Linked DNA regions of Homo sapiens: regions 2 and 3 are each linked to region 1. A link is a contact called in ENCODE Hi-C or POLR2A ChIA-PET data. All regions are on one chromosome and are shown on one strand. The core of a region is the stretch at or near the end of the contact, and the rest is flanking DNA. Distances in the headings are between cores, read along the strand shown. Region 1 has its middle 46 kb from the start of BCAS1-AS1. Region 2 has its middle 87 kb from the start of BCAS1-AS1. Region 3 holds the start of BCAS1-AS1 (BCAS1 antisense RNA 1).

Region 1 (3,934 bases), core at 831-3,330:
ACAGGAAGGTTACTCTTGCAGTCACACTGCATGTTTGAACCTGCCTTCCATTTTTCATTTCTCCCATTGTGCCCTGGGCTACCATGGGATTACTTATGTCACACACCCAAGTCTTCGGAAAAAAATAAACAGCAGTCAATAGAAGAGAACCACCATCAAACGAGGCAAAAGTTGTCTGCTGTTTCTTACTTAGGAAATACCCCATGGACATCATCAGTAAATAAGGTCCCCCACTTTCCCCCTCATCATTTTTCCCAATTTCTCTATATCCAAGATTCCCATCCTTGGCGCTAATATTTACGACTAGAACATTCTTTATTGTTGGTGGCTGTCCCGGGCAGTGTAGGGTGCTCACCAGTATCTGGTGACAGTAGCTGTTCCCTCTACAGTCATGAAAATAAAAAATGTGAAAATTGAGAGCTGGGCACAGTGGGTTCACCTGTAGCCCCAGCTACTCAGATGGCTGAGGCAGGAGGTTCCTTTAAGCCCAGGAGTTCTAGTCAAGCCTGGGTAATGTAGGAAGACATTGCCTCTAAAATACATATATACACATATATATTTTATATACAATATATTATATATTTTATATACAATATATTATATATTTTATATACAATATATTATATATTTTATATACAATATATTATATATTTTATATACAATATATTATATATTTTATATACAATATATTATATATTTTATATACAATATATTATATATTTTATATACAATATATTATATATTTTATATACAATATATTATATATTTTATATACAATATATTATATATTTTATATACAATATATTATATATTTTATATACAATATACTACATATGATATATTATATATAATTTATTATTTATATATAATATATATTATAGAATATATATTATGTAATATATATAATCATAATATATAATATATATAATAATATATTATATATATTATATATCATATATAACGCATATAATATATATTATATAATGCATATAATATATATTATATAAAACATAATATATATAATACATACAACATATAATATATTGTATATATAATACATACAATATATAATGTATTATATATAATATATTTTATATAATATATTATATATTATATATTTTATATAATATATTATATATAATATATTTTATATATAATATATATTTTATATATAAAACTAAAATAAATGTTATATATAATGTATAAATTTATATACAAATATAATTATACATAAATATAAATATCTAGAATATAGCATATATGGTATAGATCATATATATCATACTATATTATAATATATATTATAATATATAGTATTATAGTATGATATATACTATATTTTATATTATATACTATATACTATATGATATGCATCATATATTATATGATATATAGTACATACTATATATGTATCATATATTATATGATATATAATATATATAATATATAACATGTAGGATATACACTATATAATTTTATATATAATATAGTATACATATTATATATAAGTATGCAGCCTAAGCAATATGGCAAAACTCCGTCTCTACAAAAAAATTAGCTGGGGGTGGTGGTATGTGCCTGTGGTCTCAGTTACTCAGGAGTCTGAGGCGGGAGGATCAGCTGAACCTGGGGAGGTCGAGGCTGCAGTGAGCCACGACTGCACTTCAGCCTGGGCAACTGAGTGAGAACTTGTCTCAAAAAAAAAAAAAAAAAAAAAAAGTAAAGTGTCAACGTTGCCAATGTTTCCAAGAAGGGGAGGTGGGGGGTTGGCTTCTGGTTGGGAAATACTACTTGAGAACCATCTGCCCACAGACTCCTGCTTGAGAAAAGAAGAGGTTAGTTAAATGCTCAGCCAGTTATAATGAAAACAACTGGTTACAAAATCGTACTTTTAGTCAGAATTCATAGAGTAGAACTTAAAATAGACAAAAGGAAAGGGAAATAATGCATCAAGGGACCCAGAGATCACAGAATAGCCAGCCCTTCATTTTCAGGTGAGGGCCTCTGTGGGAAGGTGCGTTCCAAGCCACACAGTTGGAAGTTGAGCGAACTGAACCAAGGCTGGGCTTTTGTGTTTGCTGTTTAAACAGTGTGTGGTTTTACTCACCTACCATAGTGCTCCTCCTACTGGTGGGCACCTTAGAGTAGGCTGAAAACAACGTGTCTCACTGTCCTTTTTTGTTTGTCTCTGAGTATTTTTCCTTATGATCTTGAAGTAACATTTACTTAATTTGCAATGAATGAAAACAGGCATGTACAGCAATCGTTTAAAAAGTATATTTTATGAGGTTTTGTAAGGATAATAGATTAAAAATTATTGTAGTGACTGTAAATAAATATGGCTATAAAAAGTTAAATTCTTTTTGGCATATAAGATACATCTTTGCTCCTTTAGTAGGTGTAGTTTACATCAACTATTTTGTTATATATCTAAAAAAGAGAAGCCATGCCCAGAACCAAGTATTCCAAGTCCTATAATCATAAAGGTAATACTAGTAATGAGTGTTTCATGTTTACTTTTTAAAAAATAAGTTTTGAATTATGAGCTGTCCTGAGCAATAGCACAGGTGGACAGAATAGCATCACAAACAGTCCTGAGCTCAGCACTCTGCTTGACTGGTTTTGAGCTCTCCTGTTTCAGGGTCTTTTCAGGTCCTTCTGGCCAGGAACCGTCTTTCCTTTGCAGGGCTCACACCTTCCTTCCTTCATGCAAGCCTCTGCTGAGATGTTATCTCTTCGGACAGGTCTCCTGACTGCTCTATTTGTAGTGAATGCAACTCCTAAATGTATTCTGTATCATAAACAAAAAGCACCCTCCATCTCCCCTGGTCACTCTTCATAGCACTTATTATATATTTGTTTGACTTATTTATTGTCTAGCTTATCCAACTAGAATCCAGGCTGTGACTCGCTGAGGGCTTTGTTTTGTCTACCAATACCCAGAAGGATGCCTGTTATACTGCAGGCACTGAGTAAATATCTATTGAATAAAAGTATTATTGCCTGGGCAAACTTTGTAGGCAAGAGCAGGCTAGTAACAGTTTGGTGTAGGTTGATGAATTCTTACACTCTGGTAAATGACCTTTGTCTTTTTAAGTATAATAATATTATGTTTAATGTTTAAATGGCTTAACACGACAAATTATATTTCCAAGAGTTAATCATTTATCCATCTTAAATAACAGGTCTTGTTTTCAGTAGAGAAAAGTTTAAGAAGAAATATAAAAAATGGCCTTTCAGCCTACTGATCAGAGAAGCCCTAGTGACACTTAAACAAGCAAACAAACAAATAAAAACACGAGTTTAGGCTGCGGCTGCTCATGCCTGTAATCCCAGCACTTTGGGAGGCTGAGGCAGGCAGATCACCAGCCTGGCCAACATGGTGAAACTCCGTCTCTACTAAAAATACAAAAATTTGCCAGACGTGGTGGCACATGCCTGTAATCCCAGCTATTCCGGAGGCTGAGGCAGGAGAATTGATTGAACCTGGGAGGCGGAGGTTGCAGTGAGCCAAGACTGGGTCACCGCACTCCAGCCTGGGTGATTGAGCGAGACTCTGTCTCAAAAAAAAAAAAAAAGTTTAGAGTTAGAAACTTAAAATTTTATGGAAAGGTACAGAATAAAAAGTGGCAGATGTTCCCCTGTGTACTTTCTTGTTCCTTTCATAAAAATAAAACTCCTGTAACTAATTTCTCATGGATTGTTCCAGAAAAAATTTTCTATGCCTATAGGCATAACTTTATCAACAAAATACACATTCTCTTAAATTGCTTTAAAGATACACACACATGCACGTGCACTTCCCAGAAGTTTCTGTAACAACCCTTGCACAATTTATACTTAGATATTTATTTGCACAACCATATTGTGAATATCACCTCCACCTGTCTGCCTGTCCCCTGTTCCCTCCCTAGTGCCTGGCACGCAGCAGGTA
Region 2 (3,934 bases), core at 758-3,257, 41 kb before region 1:
GACCCTGTCTCAAGAAAAAAAGAAAAGAAAAGAAAAAAAGAGAAACCGGGTAGGAAGACAGGCCCACCACCCAAGTCAATGTGTTTTCTGAGCAAAGCAGAAGGAGATGGATCTACAGATGCGATCTGTACTATGAACAATTTCAGTGGCTGCAACGTTGTGCAGTGCTTTAATTTCTCACAAAATAATTTTGGGAGAGGGTTCATAAAAACTGGGAAATACCTGTGAAAATGTGAGATTAATGTAAGTATCGTAGCAGAACCAGAATAAATGAAAGCTCTCTAGTGTCATGATGAAAACTATTAACTATTACTATTAACTATTAACTAAGACTGTGTCTGATTCATTGCTTGTAACACAATCCTTGAAACTGGGTGATTTATAAGAAACAAAATTTACTCCTTACAGTTCTAGAAGCTGGTTGAGGAGAGTCATCTGGTGAGAGGCTTCTTGCTGATGGGGCCTCTGCAGAGCCGCAAGGCTGCACAGGGCATCACATGATCACATGGCACAAAGGCTGAGCATTCTAGCTCAGGTCTCTCTTCCTCTTCTTATAAAGACACCAGTTCCACTCCCATAACAACCCATTAGCCCATTAATCCATGAAAGAATTAATTCATTCATGAGGACAGAGCCCTTGTGACCTAATCACCTCTTAAAGGTCCAACCCCTCAATACTGCCACATCGGCAATTAAGTTTCAACAAGAGTTTTGGAGGTGACGAACACTCAAACCATAGCAGACTGAAATACCAAGTTTTATTTTGGCTCAATATTGTACTAGGTACATGATCATTCTTAAATTATTTAATCTTTGAAATCATTGGTTTCCTCCAGTATAAAAGATGATAAATGATATCAGGCAACCAATTGCTGATGTATGTGAAACTGTGAAGTACTAGGCAAATGGAATATTATTTAAACATACTCTTCAATTAGTTGAATATGAAAGCTACTTTGGTGACTTCTGATTTTTTAGAATCAGAAAATTTCCTCCCTTCCTTTCTTCTTCCCTCCCTCTTCCCTCCCTCCCTCCTTCCCTCTGTCCCTCCCTCCCTCCTTCTTTCTTCCTCCCCATCCTCCTCCCTCTTTGTCTCTTCTTAATTTTTTCTTTCATCTTCTTTTTGGCTTGTTGGTTAATGTAGAGATATAAGTGTTGTAACAAATAAGTTACTATTATTTTCTAGTATGTTCCAAGAAGCAAAAAAAAAAATATTGCTTGCCTGATTTATTACCAGTTTATTCTGTTCCTGCTGTTAAAAAATTAGGGAAAAAAAAGGGAAAGGAAAGAAAAACATTTCCAGTTCGTTGAGCTAACTGGTGGGTGAGAGGCTGAGAAATGATACCATCCTTGCGAAGGCAGATATTATGTCCCAAGAGCACACGATGTGTATGTTCTCAACCTTCTGGCTCTGTTCCACCTTGGTAATAATCCAACCAGTTAATTCCGTGGGACTTAAGCTTCTGGTCTTTGTCTGAACAAATCAGAAATTGCCAGAAAATGTTAGAACAAATTGTAGATCCCAGTTGTAGTGAAGGGTAGAATATATCCCAGAAACAAAACAAATGACTTAATCCATTGTCAGATGTGGGGGCTCTATGATTCATCCCTTAAAAGAGAATTATGGTAGGGCTTACTTCCCAAGTGAAAGAAAGACAATGTGCTCTTCCATCTAATCCGATTGTAGGAAAATTTCGGAATGTCACCTTTTAGAGTAAACATTGCTTGACTCTTAGATTAGGTCTGTAATTTATGGTGCAGGATCTCCTTTAGAGTTTTCAGTAAAGAATGCTGTATTTGTTCCTTTTCTGTTTGCAAAAATAGGCGTTTGGGTGTGACATCCCTTAGGGTGATCATTATCAGTGGATCATTTTACATATTCTTGTGCCAATTCTAAAATAAGCACATATATTTCTCAACCAGTTGAGTATCTCCTAAATGATGCTTTCTTCTCAGTGGGAAGCTTTGGATACTTATGAAAAAAAAAATCAGAGTTCTTTAAGTTGGAGAGTCCACGCTGATATTCATCACAATTTGCATTTGAATAGTACAAACTACAGGAAACCATGGTTGGGGGGGGAGGTGAAATTTTTATTATGTGCTTGGCGAGGAGTCTCTGAGTGTTTATAGTTTGGGAACGGATACTAGCAGAAGGCTTTCTGTTGTTGTTAGGGACGGCTCACATTCCCTTCCCACCCACTCACTGCCATCTACAGCTCAGCTTTGGAGTCAGAATAGCACTTTTCCTACGTTTAGTAGGACTAAGAAAGATTTTTTTTTCTCCCCTTGGCATATTCCTGCAGCTGGATATTAGGGAAGCAAGGAAGCTGTTGAATAGCTTTCTAGCTAACCACATTCATAGTATTCTTTCTCATCTTCCTTCAGAGTTTCTGTTTAGTTTTGTTCTGTTCTAAGGACCTATTTCCTCTCTAATGAAATTTTCGTAGGACCCTGTTGTTTGAATGTTTGTTTCTGGACCCTTTGAGGTTTCTTTACTGGCATTGTTATTTTGATTGGAGAGCCAATTTGCTATCTGTGAACTTTTGCAGATGCGTGAATCGTGAGTGAGATAGAGAGGTGACATATATTTGAGTGTGTGGTATGGGGGAGAGAAAGAGTCACTTTTTGTGCTCTTCCGGGCACGTCTTCAAACACACCATGCTGTCCCCCACACAGTGAGTAGAATTATCCCAACTGTTTTTAAGTTTTAAAGTGCTAACAAACAGAAAAAACAATGAAAATAATTTTCTCTTCAAGGATCTCTGAGAACTCTGGCCACACCTCATTCTTAAAAGCATAATATGTGAGTGACTAGGACAGAATTCTTTCCCTGGATTCCCTTAGAGAATGTCTCACGAAATAACGTCTCATGGCAATGAATCATCGGCTCAGGATCCGACCAGTAAGCCACTGGCCACATTTCTATTTTTAAGAGTCACTAGGAAAAGTTGGAAATAATTTTAGAAAATAAAGAAAATACTCTTTGGCCTTTCTTTCATTTTCTTTTCATTTGGGGAGTAAGTGGAGAATGGGGGAAGAGATCTCATGTCTTTGATTCATGTAAAGCCAAGTTCTGGAAATATAGCAAACGCAGGAGAACTCTTTCTTAAGTGGTAGGAACAGTCCTAATTCCCACAGTTTAGGTTATCTGGTCTATTTCAAGGTTTTGGTGCGTGAGGTTTGGTGTCAACAGCATGATATGATCTGTGGTATACTTAGGGTTCCCAAATATGAATGTAGAAGCATTGAAATAATTTATTTTATTGGATTTGAATTCACTAAATATAGCCCTTGAGTCATGTATAAAATCTCATTGTTCTAATATGAAACAAATGCTGAGTTTATTGTCAAGCCTAATTAACATGTCATGAACATGGGGCACCTGTAAATGATAGAATCTGAGTTAACAACAGCTCTCTGACTGTGTGCACGGGCTGTTTGGAGGGCTTCTTCATGCTCAAAGTTCAACGGCATTTAGAGTTTCAACAGTTCACTGCTTCAATTTTTGTTTACTTTCGTTTCCCCTGGGCAGAACTCTCTAATCTGGGTTTAACTTTTTATACTATACTTGTGAGAGGTGCTCAAATTACCCTACTCCAATAATAGCATACTCTTCATATGGGAAATTTGAAAAGTGCCTCTGCCCACTCTATACAGAATTTCCTGTGCTGTACATTTATCCTGCTGAGACAGGAAACACAATTATTGTTTGGAATTAAGCTAGACCCTTGAGGAACATGAAGTTCTGCTTATGGTTTCCCCACCCCCCTCCATCATCAGACATGGGTGTTGTTTTATCAGAAATAAATAAAAACGGATAATGTAGCTACAAATAGCTACAGGGAAGGAAAAATCTATTTGTAAGATTTTTATTACTTGTGCCTAAATAAGATGGTTCTCTGAACATTTGCTGACTGTTTACAAGAGAAAAATA
Region 3 (3,934 bases), core at 1,016-3,515, 46 kb after region 1:
ATACACGTATATATGTACGTATACATGTATATATATACACATATACAGATACATGTATATATACATATATATAAAATAAAGCATAAGATATAATTATATTTTTGGAAATGACACATAACTCTATGTATTATGATGGTTTTCTTTTGAGGTTTCCTCTTTGGTTCTTGAGGAGTCAAATCCCTTCTTTGCTATGCCGTAGTTGCATGTTGAGAGGTCCTGTGCCAGGTGCTCAGGTGCCTGTCATTTCATCAGCTACACACCCTGGAAGCAGGCCTGACTCAATGGTCCCTGCTTTCCCCATGAAGCAGCAGTGACTCAGAGAGATGACACATTTGCCCACGGTCATTCAGTTTCTCAGCTAAATGAAGCTTCATTTAGCTTCATTTCTCCTTCTCTTAATCTCCAGGTATCTATTTATCTATCCATCCATCCATCCATCTTCCTATCCATCTATTCTCTATTGATGTATGTATATATATATATGTATTATGTATCTATGTGTCTATTACCTGTTTATGTTTCTATTACTTATCTATATCTACCCATTTATATGTATGTATGTATCTATCTACCATCTATCTATCCATCCTCTACCTATTTTCCATCTATCTATCATCTATGTATGTATTATGTACCTATGTGTCTGTCATCTATGTATCTATTACCTATCTATCTTTTTAAAAATTTATTTAATAGAGACGGGGTCCCGTTATGTTGCCCAGGCTGGTCTTGAACTCTGGACTCAAGTGATCCTCCTGCCTCGGCCCCCCAAAGTGCTGGGATTACAGGCATGAGCCACCATGCCTGGCTGTACCTATCTATCTTTATCTACTCATCTATATATATTGTATGTATCTATCATCTATCTATCTATCTATCTATCTATCTATCTATCTATCTATCTATCATCTATCAATCATCTATGTGTCTTATCTATCATCTATCTTATCTATGTATCTCTATGACCTGTCTATCTATGTATCTATCTGTTATCTCTCTGGTTATCTGGTCTCCAGTGCCCACCTCCTCCTCCCAGTCTTTTCTCTCACCCTGACTCTGAACTTCTCCAGGCCTGGTGTTATGTTTTCTGTAGCGTGACCTTATAACTAACCATCCCATCGAAGACGCTTGGGGGAGTGAAAGGAGGGGCTATTAATACTTCTGCAAAAACTGGCGCTGCCCTGAGCACACTGGGATGCCTGGTGGTGGTGGTGGTTAGGTGTAGATTTCTCCCCATTCCTTAGTGCCTCACAAGGGTGCTGTAAAACGTTTGTCGAGTGTGTTTTATCAACAGTCTCAGAAGGGGTGGTAAAAAAAAATACTCGTTTGTTTCATACAGAGAGAAATTGCATTACAAAGTGATGACTTACAAAATCACCGAAAGGAAATCAATGGTGAGGTGGAGCCAAACCTCTGCTGTAGAATTTCTGGATTCAGATAACACAGAGCTCTCTCCATCAAGCATTTGTGTGCAGAAGCTAAGCTCCAGGCCCAGGGAGAGAGCTTGAAGCAAAGACATAATAAAACAGTAACAGCTGCTACCGAAGCTGTGTCATGCAACTTTGCTTAGCCCTTTACTGTATGGTCTCATTTATTCCTTAAGGAAGGTGAGATTATAATAGAAAAGGAAAATGAATGTGCCGCAGTCACACAAATCACTCACTACTACACTGCCACCAGAGCCCAACAGAGTAGCCACAATTGTTTTCTTCCTAAAAGGTGCAATGGAGTAATACTGCACAATTTCCATTTAGATGTCCCTTCAACACGTTTCCTGGGAATCTTAGAGCAGTTAACACCCATTTAGAAAGGAGCTTTTTCATTTCGTAAATATGTTCAGTGCACCAAAACAGGCAAACAAGATAACCCGAACTCTTAACTTGCCTCAGCACCTCACCCCTTAAGATACATAGAAACAAATCAGAAATTATGCTCAATAAGGAATTTGCAAGGCTGAGGAGGGGGAGCTGGAGTCAAATCAGCTGGGTCTTCCGCCCCCTTCAGTAGGAGGGGGAAGATTACTGCAGAGAATGTAACAAGGAGAATAAGAGAGAGGGAGGGAGGGGGAAGAGAGAGAGAGAGGGAGGGGGGTGGAGAAAGAGAGAGACAGAGAAGGAAAGGAAGAAAGAAAAAGAGAGAGAATAACTGTTGGTAACGGACAGCCCAAGAAAATTGTAGAAAAGTCCATCTCTGGTACCTACCTGGTGCCACCTTCCCCCCACCCCCGCGTTGTTTATTTATTTATTTATTTTTTCTAGCCACCACCATTTTGTTGCCTGGCAGAGGTGTGAGATGCAAGGCTGTTTACAAAGCCCCCAGCAAGAGCAATCCCATCATCAGGAGGTTTGCTTCCCCCCCGGGCCAGCCCTCTCGCTCTCCATGCCCGTCTTGGCTGCATGCGTTGTACCTAACACATTTAACCCGCGTTTCTTAAGAGTTCTGCAAAATGGTGTCTGCTGGTGTTTGCAAGGGAAGCTCCCGCTGGGCGTCCCGAGCTGGGTGGGAGCTGAGTGTGCGGTTCCCTAACGAGCTGGCGGCCGGCCTGAGCGGCTCTGATCTCCAATTCTGACGGCTTGTCCTTCAGGTGACCTATATTATCTGGCACCTCAGTTGCTGCTCACAAAGAAAAAGTATCACTGGAAGAAAGAAAAAAAAAATCCCAAGTGATTGTGTACATGCTCTTTATTGAGAATATTAAACTCAGACGCCCTCTGCTGGGCAAGACGGGAAGGGGAGGCTGGGAGTAGGGGAGGGTGGCCGGGAGGGCTCAGGAGAAGCCGGGGACGGCCTCCTTCCTGTGAGATCTGTGGGCATGATTCAGGGCAAAGGGCGCCCATCAGAGCTGCTTTAGGCAAAGGGAAATACAAAACAAAAGTGAAACCGCTGACAAGGAAATCATTTAATTGGGGAGAAATGACAACTTCTTCACTTGGATTTTTTTTTTTCCTGTTCCTAAAATTGTTGCTTTTGATAGGTGAGAGGGAATGGGGTGGGGGAGACTGCTGGACACTGCCAACTTATTCATCAAGACAAAGGGTTTGGGTTTCAGGGAAGTCCTAGCAAAGAGTGTGGCTCAGCGGGTAGAAGGGTAGCTGAAATACCAGGACATTTTTGAGAGTGAAACAGAGTGCTATGGATGATGATGCGGACACAGCAGGTATAGTCCAGAGTGTCCCAGGCAAATCTGACTACCTAGTCCAGCACTGCACAGAGAGCTTTCTAGGATGATATGAATGTTTTGCATCTGTCCTGTCCTATCTATCTATCTATTTATTTATTTATTTTTGAGACAGAGCCTTTCTCTGTTGCCCAGGCTGGAGTGCAGTGGCACGATCTCGGCTCACGGCAACCTCCAACTCTTAAGTTCAAGCGATTCTCGTACCCCAACCTCCCGAGTAGCTGGGATTACAGGCACCCGCCACCATGGCTGGCTAATTTTTGTATTTTTAGTAGAGACAGGGTTTCGCCGTGTTGGCCAGGATGGTCTCAAACTCCTGACCTCAGGTGATCCACCTGCCTCAGCCTCCCAAAGTGCCGGGATTACAGGCGCGAGCCACTGCGCCCGGACTGTCCTGTCCTATATGGTAACCACCACCCACATGTGGCTACTGGGCTCTTGAAATGCAGCTACGCAACTGTGAGGGGATGAATTCTTAACTTCATTTAATTTTTGTTATTCTGAATTTACATTTAAATAGTCACGTATGTCTAGTGGCTATCAGACGGTAGAGCTCTGGTCTTACTATTCACAGGAACACACCGTGACCCCCATTGACAGCAGCTAAGACCCCAGGAACAGGCTTGTTGCGAGAGGCCCTCCAAACAATTTATTGAATGAATAAAAACTCAGTAATCAAAAGTCACAGAGATAGAAATTCACAACACTTCTTGGAGACTTATAGGAGCTTCCAGAAACACAACTTCTCCCAGGGAG

The links. Hi-C counts contacts between places; a loop is a spot of excess contacts on that map. ChIA-PET counts read pairs that join two places held with the same protein, here RNA polymerase II (POLR2A). Pooled maps may share reads with other maps.
Region 2: a map of OCI-LY7 shows a loop between it and region 1 (6-fold over the local background). The contact joins two enhancer-like sites. A Hi-C loop is called at or near these places in 35 of 168 maps with a recorded cell type or tissue (A673, B cell, CD14-positive monocyte and 26 more), 25 of 37 single-sample maps with no recorded cell type and 33 of 50 pooled maps. POLR2A ChIA-PET finds 5 or more read pairs at or near these places in 27 of 52 experiments (A549, AG04449, AG04450 and 23 more).
Region 3: a loop to region 1 is called in a map of CD4-positive, alpha-beta T cell, with 11 times the contacts of the local background. The contact joins the promoter of BCAS1-AS1 here to the enhancer-like site in region 1. A Hi-C loop is called at or near these places in 38 of 168 maps with a recorded cell type or tissue (A673, B cell, CD14-positive monocyte and 27 more), 35 of 37 single-sample maps with no recorded cell type and 38 of 50 pooled maps. POLR2A ChIA-PET finds 5 or more read pairs at or near these places in 30 of 52 experiments (A673, AG04450, CD4-positive, alpha-beta T cell and 21 more).

What each region holds. Positions count from the first base shown.
Region 1 is chr20:53,867,856-53,871,789 of GRCh38, forward strand. No RefSeq gene overlaps it. Among named protein-coding and RNA genes, the nearest start is that of BCAS1-AS1, 46 kb to the right of the region's middle. Within about 2 kb of position 2,081, at least 27 of the 41 ENCODE cell types and tissues checked have a DNase peak (open chromatin) inside an H3K27ac peak, as active enhancers do; they include B cell, CD14-positive monocyte, CD4-positive, alpha-beta T cell and 11 more, where a contact is called at or near this core.
Region 2 is chr20:53,826,713-53,830,646 of GRCh38, forward strand. No RefSeq gene overlaps it. Among named protein-coding and RNA genes, the nearest start is that of BCAS1-AS1, 87 kb to the right of the region's middle. RefSeq lists enhancers at 2,012-2,121, 3,388-3,532 and a cis regulatory region at 3,454-3,467. Within about 2 kb of position 2,008, at least 28 of the 41 ENCODE cell types and tissues checked have a DNase peak (open chromatin) inside an H3K27ac peak, as active enhancers do; they include B cell, CD14-positive monocyte, CD4-positive, alpha-beta T cell and 10 more, where a contact is called at or near this core.
Region 3 is chr20:53,913,224-53,917,157 of GRCh38, forward strand. It overlaps BCAS1-AS1 (BCAS1 antisense RNA 1), which reads left to right and starts at 2,266. Exons shown (of 5, transcript NR_199019.1): 1 at 2,266-2,343.